2 separate regions of the Mus musculus genome follow, and region 1 is linked to region 2. A link is a contact called in ENCODE POLR2A ChIA-PET data. All regions are on one chromosome and are shown on one strand. The core of a region is the stretch at or near the end of the contact, and the rest is flanking DNA. Distances in the headings are between cores, read along the strand shown. Region 1 holds the start of Abcd3 (ATP-binding cassette, sub-family D (ALD), member 3). Region 2 overlaps F3 (coagulation factor III).

The links. ChIA-PET counts read pairs that join two places held with the same protein, here RNA polymerase II (POLR2A).
Region 1: POLR2A ChIA-PET joins it to region 2 with 13 read pairs in Patski. The contact joins the promoter of Abcd3 here to the enhancer-like site in region 2. POLR2A ChIA-PET finds 5 or more read pairs at or near these places in 4 of 5 experiments (Patski and embryonic stem cell).

The regions. Positions count from the first base shown.
Region 1 is chr3:121,813,746-121,819,688 of GRCm38, reverse strand. Abcd3 (ATP-binding cassette, sub-family D (ALD), member 3) reads left to right here and starts at 4,387. Exons shown (of 23, transcript NM_008991.3): 1 at 4,387-4,680. The coding sequence starts at 4,571.
Region 2 is chr3:121,734,787-121,740,155 of GRCm38, reverse strand. It overlaps F3 (coagulation factor III), which reads right to left. Exons shown (of 6, transcript NM_010171.3): 6 at 5,104-5,369. Among named protein-coding and RNA genes, the nearest start is that of F3, 14 kb to the right of the region's middle. Within about 2 kb of position 3,560, at least 1 of the 3 ENCODE cell types and tissues checked has a DNase peak (open chromatin) inside an H3K27ac peak, as active enhancers do.

The DNA.
Region 1 (5,943 bases), core at 3,138-5,637, 79 kb before region 2:
GGCTTCTGGCACAGCCCAGCTTCACATGGACGTGAGGATCCTGGAGTGTATCTTGGTGATGAGAAAACAGTAAGGGGCTTGCTCATTTGCATCTCATTATCCCCCATAACAAGTGTGCATCACTTCTGTGTCATAGACTTTGGGTAAATATTACTGTCCTCTCAGACAGCCAGGAGATGGCACAGCCTGTTAAAAAGTTTTCTCCCTATTAATTAACAGTATCACCTCCCCCCTATACAGATGAAATCCACTCTTGGTATTTGCTCCGTGCTGCCTTGAATCGGTTCTCACTACCTTTTGCCTAGATATTTCACGTAGTGTGTAAACTGGTCTCTCAGCTTTATAGTTCCTCCTCCAGTCTATTCTTCCTGCTCTTGAAGCATGTTCTACCCTAAAGCTGATGTACTAATCTTCCCCCAAACTTATGCATGCAGTTAACGCTTATCCGTGCACGCAGAATAAATCACACTCTGTTAACTTGGCGCTTTATGCCTTCCACATGTTGACACTTTCCTTAGTTAGGGTTTCCATTGCTGTGAAGAGACACCACGACCAACTCCTATAAAGGACAGCATTTAATTGGGGCTGACTTCCAGGTTCAGAGGTTCAGTCCACTATCGTCCCAGTGGGAAACATAGCAGTGTCCAGGCGGGCAAGGTGCTAGAGGAGCTGGAAGTTCCACATCTTGTCCCAAAGGCAAATAGAAGATTGTCTCCCCCTCCCCACCCCCGTGGCTTGGAGGAGGTTCTCAAAGTGCACCCCCAATGTGACACACTTCCTCCAACAAGGCCACGCCTCCTAATAGTGCCCCTCCCTGGCCAAGTATATACAAACCACCACAATACTAAGCATTTCAACATTCTCTCTCATTCCACTCTCCCCTAACCTCAGCCTTAGCCATCTTCCTCAATCTGCTTTGTTTCCCACTATTTCCTCCAAATCTCATATGTCCCAGTTTTTGCTTTTTAATAGGGTTGACCTGAATCAATCAGCTGCAAAGAGATCACACTCTAAATTTAGTGTCTGAACACAGCAAACGTGCATTATTTCCGCAGCATCTGTGAGTCAGGAGTTCCGGAGCATCGCAGTTGAGTTCTATGGTGGGGTCACTCATGAGATTGTAGTTTTCAGAAGGTGTCACCAGAGAGAGGTCTGTTTCTCAAGTGACTGGCCAGGCCGGTGTCCGATTCTCTGGGACTTCCAGAGCATTCTCCATGACAGCTGGCTTTCTCTCGAGAAAGCAGTCCAGGAGATCAAGGCCAGAGTCCTAATATCAGGAGCTCAGTCAAGAGTCACATACTATCAGATTACTCTTTGTACTAGCTCTGAAGTAAAGGAGAGAGACGAAGACTGGGAGACCAGGAGGCAAAGCTCAGGAGAACAATCATGAGAGTTGGCTGCCACATTTTTTTCCCTGATTCTTTCTTCAATCTCCAACTCCATGTGTCCCCTATCTCCCCTGTTCTCAGTAGCTCAAATTCTTTAAATGTCAGATAGCCTGGAGACTGCTTAATAAAATCCTACTTTCTCTGTCTTATATTTATTTGGTATGATGAAATGTGAATCTAAACATTGCATATCAAATGACATAGAGCTGAAGAACTTTCTTCCCTTCTAAAATCCTACACTTGGTTGCTCTGAGATTGTGTCACTGAGACAGGATCCCCTTCTTGTTTGGAGGATTTGAACAACCTGGATTTGACTTAGAGAAGTGGCTTCGTGCTGGATGGTTTTATGTCAGTTTGACACACACTAGAGTCATCTGAGAGGGAATCTCAATTAACAAACCGCCTCCACAAGATCCATAAGTGTAGGCCTGTAGGACATTTTCTTAATTAGTGATTGACAGGGGAAGGCCCAGCCCATTGTGGGTGGGGTCACTTCTGGGCTGGTGGGTTCTACAAGAAAGCAGGCTGAGCAAGCCAGTAGACAACACTCAACCTCCATGGCCTCTGCATTAGCACCTGCCTCCAGGTTCCTTCTCTGAGTTCCTGCCCTGGCTTCCTTCAGTGATGAACAGTTGATGTGGAAGTATAAGTCAAACAAACTCTTTCTTCCCCAATTTGCTTTTTGGTCATGGTGTTTCATCACAGCAATAGAAAGCCAAACTAAGACAGGCTTCAATTTAGAGACCAGGGGTTTATAGACACAATTCTCTGCACTGATTTCAATTTATGTTTCCAGAGAAATGGAACCTGGCGTCTACTTTTCAACTCAGGTTTAATATCGGCAGTGGATCTAGTTTGCTCTGAACCTCTCAAGCACTACTGCATTTAGACTTTATACTTCTTCTCTATGTGCACACATTTCCTCATCCTTTCTTGGTGATGGGGGCTGCAGTCCTTCTGTATGCTGTCCCTCTGTGCTGTCCCTCTGTGCTAAAGCTAACTTTGTTAGACTGACCCTCAGTGTTTTTTATCAGATGGGCATATCAACAACTAGAAAACATTGTAGCTTGTATAATCTCCCTTCCTTCCTTCCTTCCTCCCTTCCTTCCTTCCTTCCTTCCTTCCTTCCTTCCTTCCTTCCTCTTCCTGCCCCTTAGACTCTTCTATGCTTCTTGAGTAAGGGTATTTTGTAGAATATTTTGTCAGTGAATTATTCTTGCCTTTTTTTTCCTGAATGCTTTGAAATCTATTTTCTTTCTTTCTTTCCTTTTCTCTCTCTCTCTTTCTTTCTCTCTTTTCTTCCTTCCTTCCTTTCTCTTTCTTTTCTTTTCCTTTTTAAGATTTATTTATTTTATGTATATGAGTGCACTGTAGCTGTCTTCAGAAACCTGAAGAGGGCATCAGATCCCATTACAGATGGTTGTGAGCCACCACGGAGTTGCTGGGAATTGAACTCAGGACCTCTGGAAGAGCAGTCAGTGCTTTTAACTGCTGAGCCATCTCTCCAGCCCGAAATCTATTATCCTACAGATGATGTTTTCAATCAGTTTTAGGAACTCTCCTTTCATTATTACAAACTCTTCTCCCCCAAGTTTCCAATGCTTTTATACTGCGCTGCAACTCACTAGTGAAACAATGCCTACCCAAGTCCTCCCACCTGCTAGCAGACTCCTTTGGCCTTAGGGTGTAGCTTTGACGTCATCCTATTTGTCAAGTGTTAAGGAAAAGTTCTAGGAAAATTCTAAATTCTCTTATTGGTATTCTCATAGCACTTAGTTCACTTCTCTAAGCTGACACTTAAACTCATCCATATTTTTCTTCATGTTTTTCTTCTGCACCAGCCTCTGGAGAATAAGGGATTGATTGTTCATACTTGTATTCTCTGTGCCAGGCATACCTAATTACCTAAGTGATTCCCAGGGTAATGGGAAAACACACAAACGGCATATGGAGGATTTGGTACAGGCTCTACTTCTGCGTAACTTAGACTTTTGACGATTGTTGAGCACCTGCACACAGCACACACCACGGTGTGTGGTCTTTGCCATTCTCATAACCATTTAACCATTCACACAGAGAAAACACCTAGGCATCACTGTTTCATTGGTTCCTTTTATGCGTAGGCAACATTTATATATTTTGTGAGGTTTTAGAAGCTTCCTTTCTGACACTTGCTTCTCGACAGTTTCTTAAACTGAAAACAGCCATTCATTAAGTTATTGTGCATGCGCTAGACTAAACGCTAGGGATAACACTTTCTGCATGATAGGGGTGGGACAGGAGAAGAATGCTGTAATCTGTAAAGTTCGTCTGCTTCTGGGAGTAAGGCCAGCATTAATACAACGCACGATTGTTATTTCTGAATGTCCCTTTGCAAAGAACAGAGTTTCTCAAACTTTCTTTGACCAGACCTAACATAAAGAAATACATTTTTTTATCGCCATCCTTGTACATATCTACCAAAAAAGAGTAATTGTTTCTTAAAACTCCTTTTTGTCACGCACTCTGAGCTTTTTCCCACTACATTATTTTTATAAAAAAATTAACAGAGTGGTGGACCCGTCCTCCCAAACCGATTTTACAGAACTAGAGACCTAATCCACGGCGACTTGAAATAAGATTATCTGATTGTAGTCTTTCTTTTCCAGGTCTCCCTTCACTCCTTAAGTTGCAAATATTGACCTTTTTAGTGATGGGGCCGTTCCCCTCCTCCCCCGGCTTCTTTAAGAGGGTGGTACCGACCCATCCAGGGGGTGGCGGAGGGGCAGGGCCCACGGAGTCCGTGGCGCAGGCCCGGCCCGCTCTTCCAGTTCTTGTGAAAGAAAGCTAGGGTGTGTGCAAGCAGAGATCGCAAGGCCGAAGCGTGGGCTGCTGGAGACCGGCGCGGAGGACTAGCGTTGTCTGCCCGCCGCGTTTCCGGCCGAGTCCGCGGGGGTCCGCGCGTGCGCAGAGCGTCCCCCCGGGGAACGACCCTTTCGATCGCCCCGCGCCCGCGCGCGCGCCCGGGAAGCCAAAGTCCACGGTGGGCTCGGCGCGGCGGCGCGCGCCAGGGGGCGTTCCCGCGCGGCCGGCCCCGCCCTCTCTCGGCGCCGAGCTATCCTCCCAGTTTCCCCCGCGGTTCCTGCACTGAGGTTGTCGCCGGCGCGTCCCCTATCCCGCGGCTCGCTCGCCCTGCCGGTGCCATGGCGGCCTTCAGCAAGTACTTGACGGCACGGAACACCTCGCTGGCGGGGGCCGCGTTCCTGCTGCTCTGCCTACTCCATAAGCGGCGTCGCGCCCTCGGCCTGCACGGGTGAGGCTCGCGGCCGCGCCGCCTTCCCCGGGCCCGAGCGGGGAGCTCCGGGCGCGCGCCTTGCCCTTCTCTCCCAGGTCCCGAGCTGCGCGGGTGCCCGCGGAACCGGGCCAGCGGTCCCGGAGCCCTGCGGCCCTCAGCCTGGCGGCCGCCGCGCAATCTCAACACCACGGGAGGGAGGAGGACACGCCGCGTCCCTGCGCCCCCGCGCCCCCTCACCATCTCCCCGTGCATGTCAACTTTATGGGTGCATTCTGGTTTTGCCATCTCATCGCCACTGAACGCTAAGGTTTGCGTTCGTTCGGGATGGGCATTTTACTCGCCAGCTCGACTCCGGAGTAGTGGCGGTGGATAGTAGCCAGGGGCGTTCCTGGGGTTTTCTGGGTCCAGTGGGCACGATTTTCTTCTAAAGCGGTGCCCTCTTTTTCCGGAATTGGTCAGTGAATGCCCTCATTTGGAAAGGTTGAATTGGCTCAGCGGTGTGTGGAGGACAAAGTTTCCTCCGTCGACTTTATAGGTGAAAGGTGAAAGTGTGTTTTAGGTGAAGATCACTTGTTAATTACACCATACAGCTACCTGCCTGGAGAGAATGTTAAAGTTTACTTTGAACTTTTGGGAGATTAGGAAAGAAGGGAGAATTGAGTTCTGGGGGTGGGATTACAGGCACAATTTTAACTTCTTGTCGCCCATTTGATTTCAGCGAGCGACAAAGAAAAGGTTACTTCCTAACTAAGCATTCTTACTAGTGTTTGGATATTTAGTGTCCAATCTTAGAATAATGCTTTCATGCATTTTATTTCATCAACCCTCTGGGTAGGTACTATTTATTGTCTCCTGCTTTTGGTTTGCTCGGACTATCTTATTATTAGAATTTGGCCTAAAATACTAGCAGAGAGCTCCATGTATCCTTTCATGAAGTATTTTCTGTCTTATCTACTTTGACTTGCTCATTGGCTGCAGCATTGGCCCTTCTCTTCCTAAATCAGCTTTACAAAATAATGATATGCCTCTCCTTCACATACTATTCGTCCTTTTTAAGGGTTCTTGGAGGGGGACGATTAATTTGAAATATTTTTCTATTAGATCGTGCCCTTTCTGAACTCTCATTTGGGATTAGAAGTTATCAGTTACTTGGAATGTGCCGATAGAACATAGTAAATGCTTTACATTTAATTACTTGAATTAGTCTTTGTAGGGAAGCGTTTCAGCGCCTAGAGTAGGTATTTTAGTAGTGAGGGAACTTGACTGCTAACAACTCTGACT
Region 2 (5,369 bases), core at 2,311-4,810:
ACTTGACAAAGTACCCAGACCTGGTTTTCACTAAAGCTCTCAGGATCCTTTCTGGTCAGTAGGGCCAGTCCCACAAGCGCCTGCTCGCTAGGCCTTCACCGGAGTGTGCTGTCTGCACAGGGAGGAGGAATGTGCCACAGGAGGACTTCGCAGTGTTTTTCCTGCTGTTAATTTGATTGAGTTCAGAAGTGGCTGCATTCTGACGTCTCCGAAGGTCGGGAATGCCTGTTCTGGTCTGTACCCACCCCAGCCTCCTTGACAGGTAAATGGTAAACATTGTGGCTTTAGAACCGTTTTCAGAGCTTCTTGTCGAAGGCCTCTAATTAAGTAAGTGTTTCTTGGGTGGCACCAGAGCTGCTCATCTGGGGGCAGGCGGCTTGGAGCGTGGCTGGATTCGCTGACATGGGAAGAAGGTGATGGATGCCTTGAAAGCATGCTGACAAATGAGCAGAATTAACCCAGGCAGTCGGAAATGTACACAGGACCTCATCTCCGCCAGCGTGTGGTCTCCCTTTAAAAGGAAGTGGCACAGTTTAGCTGATAAGGGGAAATGAGGTAAAACCATAGACAAGTGGGCATCTGGGCTCAGAGCAAAAACAGCAGGACAAACAGGAATATCAGAACAACAGCCTGCTGTGTAGCATGTGGTCGATGGTAGGAGAAAGCAGTCTCACCTGCCTTCCCCCTCAAAGCTCTGAGCAAGGAGTGAAGTTCGCCATTACTGTATTAAAACTTCATGTTATTTTAAGAGCACAAGTTTGGTAAACATCACTTTGATGTGAGTGACCTGTGAGTCCCCTCTGGTTAAACGGTAAGAGGGTAGAGGGTATCCTTTGAGATGTGAGACTGCTTCTCACTCGTCTGACGTTTCACCCTTGACTCTTCCCCCATCCGGTCAGCTGCAGCAGTTCTGTGACCCTTGTCTCAGGAAGGGAGGTGGCAGCTAGCAGTGAGGTTCCCTGTGGCAGGGTAACCAATCAGGACTAGGACATAGATCAGACCTGGAAAGGGCTGTGGCATCAAATAAACATTGCCTCACCTCCACCCACTCCTCCTCACACTAGGAAGGTATCAGCTAAGCTAAGGAAGAAGAGGGAGTTAGAAGGGGTGACCCTGGTCACTGTGGAACTCTGCCTCTGCGCATGATGGAACTGCTAACCATCAAATCACTGCAGTGCTGATTCCCTGCAGGGGGTCTTAAGCCTGAGCCACTAGCCTTCTCTGTGGAAGTGAGGGAGGGTGCACAGGGCACCTCCCTTCCCTACTGATACATGCTTGGGACGGACGCTCCTCATCAGTGGTGTCCCGGCAGCGAATTGCCCATGCTTCTGTGAGTAACCCCCACCCACGCTGTATGTCATCCCAGTTAAACTCCTTGGTTCAGCAAACTACATTTAGATGTGTCTTAGTTAGGGTTACTATGGCTGAGATGAAACACCATGACCAAGAGTAACTTGGGGAGGAAAGGGTTTATTGGTTTACATGTCCTGAATCATAGTTCCCTGGAAGAAGTCAGGGGACGTCAAACTAGCTGGACAGGAACCTGGAGGCAGGAGCTGATGCAGAGGTCACGGAGGGATGCTGCTTACTGGCTCGCTCCCCATGGCTTGCTCAGCCTGCTTCCTTATAAAACCTAGGACCACCAGCTCAGGAATATCGCACCCACAATAAGTTGGCCCTGCCCCCCCCCCTATCAACCACTTATTAAGAAATGCTATTCAGGCTTGCCTGTCGGCAGCCTGATCTTATGGAGGCGTTTTCTCAACTGAGGTTCTCTCTTCTCAAGTGATTCCATCTTGTATCAGGTTGACCTAAGATTAGCCAGCAGCAGATGGAATTGTTTCTGTGTTCTGTCACTGGTGTCCTGTCTGCAGTGAATGGATGTTGGTCCATACCCTTCAGGAAAAGCCACACTGCAGTGGGAGATCACTGGTGTGCCTGGAATGATTTCTGCTGTCAAATAGGGAAAAGAGGTGGGGGGGGTGGAAATTAAAAATGAAGTCCTAAAACCCAGCATGTTATGATAGTCCTGTCCTTGGGCGTTGTGCCTTGTCATGAAGATCATGGTCAGAGCAGGGAGGAAGGAGGTGAGTAGTGGAGGCAGGGTGGCAGCCTTGCCTGGCAGGGTCATCATAGTGCCTCAAAGTGGAGTTGGGGAAGTGGCAGTTGCAACTCGTATCTTGTTTAACCCAAAAGCTGGCCAACTTCATTTAGATTGAAGGGGCATGGGAAAAGGAAAGACACTCTAATAATTACACCAGGGTCTTGGCCTCCTGAGCCAAGTTGTCCATTTCTTGAAATGGAAAAGACTGGAGAGAACTGGATTTGAAGGAGGTAGGGAATTAGCTTCTCTTTGGATGGTTTGAATAAAATCCCTGTGAGATGTCAAGTATGTTTTGTAAGTAGTTGGATCTGCAGGACAGCTGTGAACTTTTAAAGAAGTTGGGGCTACAGTGCATATTTGGAAGGCATCATAATTTGTTAGATGTTGCAGGCTTAAAGCATGTACACTAGGTGGCGCTTGGCCATGGGCTTGGACCTAATGCCAGAGTAACTGTTATGGAGGGGGGAGGGGGAGGGGGAGGGGGAGGGAGGGAGAGAGAGAGAGAGAGAGAGAGAGAGAGAGAGAGAGAGAGAGAGAGAGAGAGGAATGGAATGGACTTTTCAGCCTCAAAGTCCACCAGCAGCAACAAACTCCAACAAGGCCACACCCACCATGGCCAATCTTTCCCAAATAATGCCACCAGCTGGGAACCATGCACTTGAACATATGAGCCTATGGGGGCCGTTCTCATTCAAACCACCATAGCTGGCTTCTTTCTTTATGCTTGACTTTCATAATACAATGTTAGTTTGGGTATTTCTTTTTAACTACAAAGGACAGAAGGCTTGATCACAGGGAACAGAAAACCCAGCTCCAGCTTGCTAAAATAATTAGTTGGGTTTCCAGTGGTGGGGGCTTTGGGTGAAGTGTATTCCAGGAGTCTGTCACGTCCCCAACTTGTCTTCTCATTTTGCTCTACAGATCATCTGTGTGCAGCACCCAGTCAGAGCATCCTTTTGTGTGTGATTAAGTGAGGGCTCCTGCTATGTTAAACAAATGTGCATACTGGTCATTTGCGGGAGCCTCTCCTTAAATAGGATTGATCCCACTCTATTAAAGCCAAGATTATAATAAAGAAAAAAAGAAACAGCGAGGCAACAGTTGGGGGAAGAGAATGTGTTAAAGAGTACGTGTTAAATCCAGGAGCTCATAGGAAGGGCATTCAGAAATGAGTTTTCCCTAAGGGAGCAAGATGATTGTTTAAGAGAGAGTTGCTCTGACTCAGAGTTCAAAAAGAGTCTCTTACATATATGCCAAACAGTAATTTAAGATGGAAAATGTATCTGTAGAGAGCTTTCGAGTTCTGTTTAGTAATTAATATAGTATGCTTGATAGGCTCCAGCACAGGGAGGGAGACGTTCAGTTCGGCCCACTAGAGGGCAGCAGTTCGGCTGCAGAACCCGTTGTGTTGATTTAGGAGCAGCTGTCTCATGTCCACAACAAGGAGAGAGGGGGCCTGTGTGCAATGGTTAACGCTGGGAGTGGAACCTTCTGATTCCCGCAGCACCGCTACACCGCATCTATAACGACTTCCTCCTGCTCTACCTTGTTACATCCAGACCTGCTTTCAGTCTGCAGATAATTCAAATTCCTTAGATTATGAAGCTAGGGGATTACATAATGCTATAATTATTCCTGGCAGAGGAAGGCAAGGTCAGTCATGAGCTCCTGTAGCCAACTTTGCCCTTCGTGTGCTACACCGAGCTCTTTGTCCTGGATAAGTCATGTGAGCAGGGACTCAAGATAAGGCGTAAGGCCCCTCTCTGAGGACAAGGACACATGCTTGTCCTTTCTCTTTGGGACTCCACCACACACACTGGTCGCTGTGGTATCAAAAGCTGCACTGGTGCCCGCAGCGGGGCAGATGGAGCGCATTTGTTATTGAGTAAACAAAACCGACCAGTTAAGAGGGCCACTGGCAACTCCCCAGCCTTGCACAGAGGGAGGGAAGCAAGAGCAGGTTTGCCTGGCAGCCAGCTCAGAACACCATCATTCAGTTCAGATCTTCTTTCTGCGCAGTGTAGACTTTTGCTGCCTCTGAAGGACTCGCTCCGTTTCTCCGTTTTAGAAGTCACTGAGTCAACTCAGCATGACCGAGTCCTTGTGCTTAGTTTCCTCACATGAGGTCTAACTTGATCCTTCCAATTTTTATCAACAACAACAACAAAATCAAAGGCAGGTCTCTTTTTCTTTGAGCCTCCTCCAAAATGCAAGTGAGTGACTGGGGAGAACCCTAAGTCTGTACTAGATGGTCTCTCTCAGTAGGCTAGGTTTATCAGGCTTAGTCACGTGACTTGCTTGACTGGTGAACCAAAGTATTCGGTGGAAGTGTTAAGACTATGAATTCGAATGAGTCTAAGGGTCAAAGGGCAGGGATTACGAGGGAGGGACTGCAGGGAGGAAAGGGAAGGGGGGAAGTGATGTAATTATAATCAAAAAGTCATTTTTAAAAAGTGGCTTAAACATGGAAGGTGTAGCCGGGCGTGGTGGCACACGCCTTTAATCCCAGCACTGGAGAGGCAGAGGCAGGCGGACTTCTGAGTTCGAGGCCAGCCTGGTCTACAGAGAGAGTTCTAGGACAGCCAGGGCTATACAGAGAGAAACCCTGTCTCGAAAAACTAAAAAAAAAGGAAGGTGTAGCAGCCTGTTTTGCTGTTTTGTTTTGTTTGCCTTGGTATGGTTGTGCTTTGGGGGGGGGGGGGTGTACGCATGTATGTGTGTGTGTGTGTGTGTGTGTGTGTGTGTGTGTGTGCGCGCGTGCATGTGTGTGTGTGTGTGTTCACCTTTGCTCTGATCCAATAGAGACCCCTGCTTTGTTTCGGGCCTTGTAATGAGAAGACACCATTAGGAGCTACCACCTACCAACACTCACAAACACGTAGTCTAAGCGAAAAGTATATATTGTTGTAAGCCACTAAGACTGATAAGGTCAATTGTTACAGCAACGGAGTCACCTAATGTGAAAACCAAGAAGTAAATAATAAGTGGAAGATATAAATGCGATTGTCTCAATTCCCAATCACCTTTATTTATATAAAAGTATATTAAATAAATTATCTCAAAATATACAAATAGAAGCTATATAAATAGAAAATCCCATATACAAAACCTTTAAATTTTATGTAAATATATACAATGTTAACCATAAACATTTCTAAGTACCTTAAATCATAAAACTATATGTAGTTTCTTTGTATAGTAGTCGTATAAAAATAGAGTTGGCTGTCAAATGTTTAAACCCCATCATTGTCAGTTAAAGTGCTAA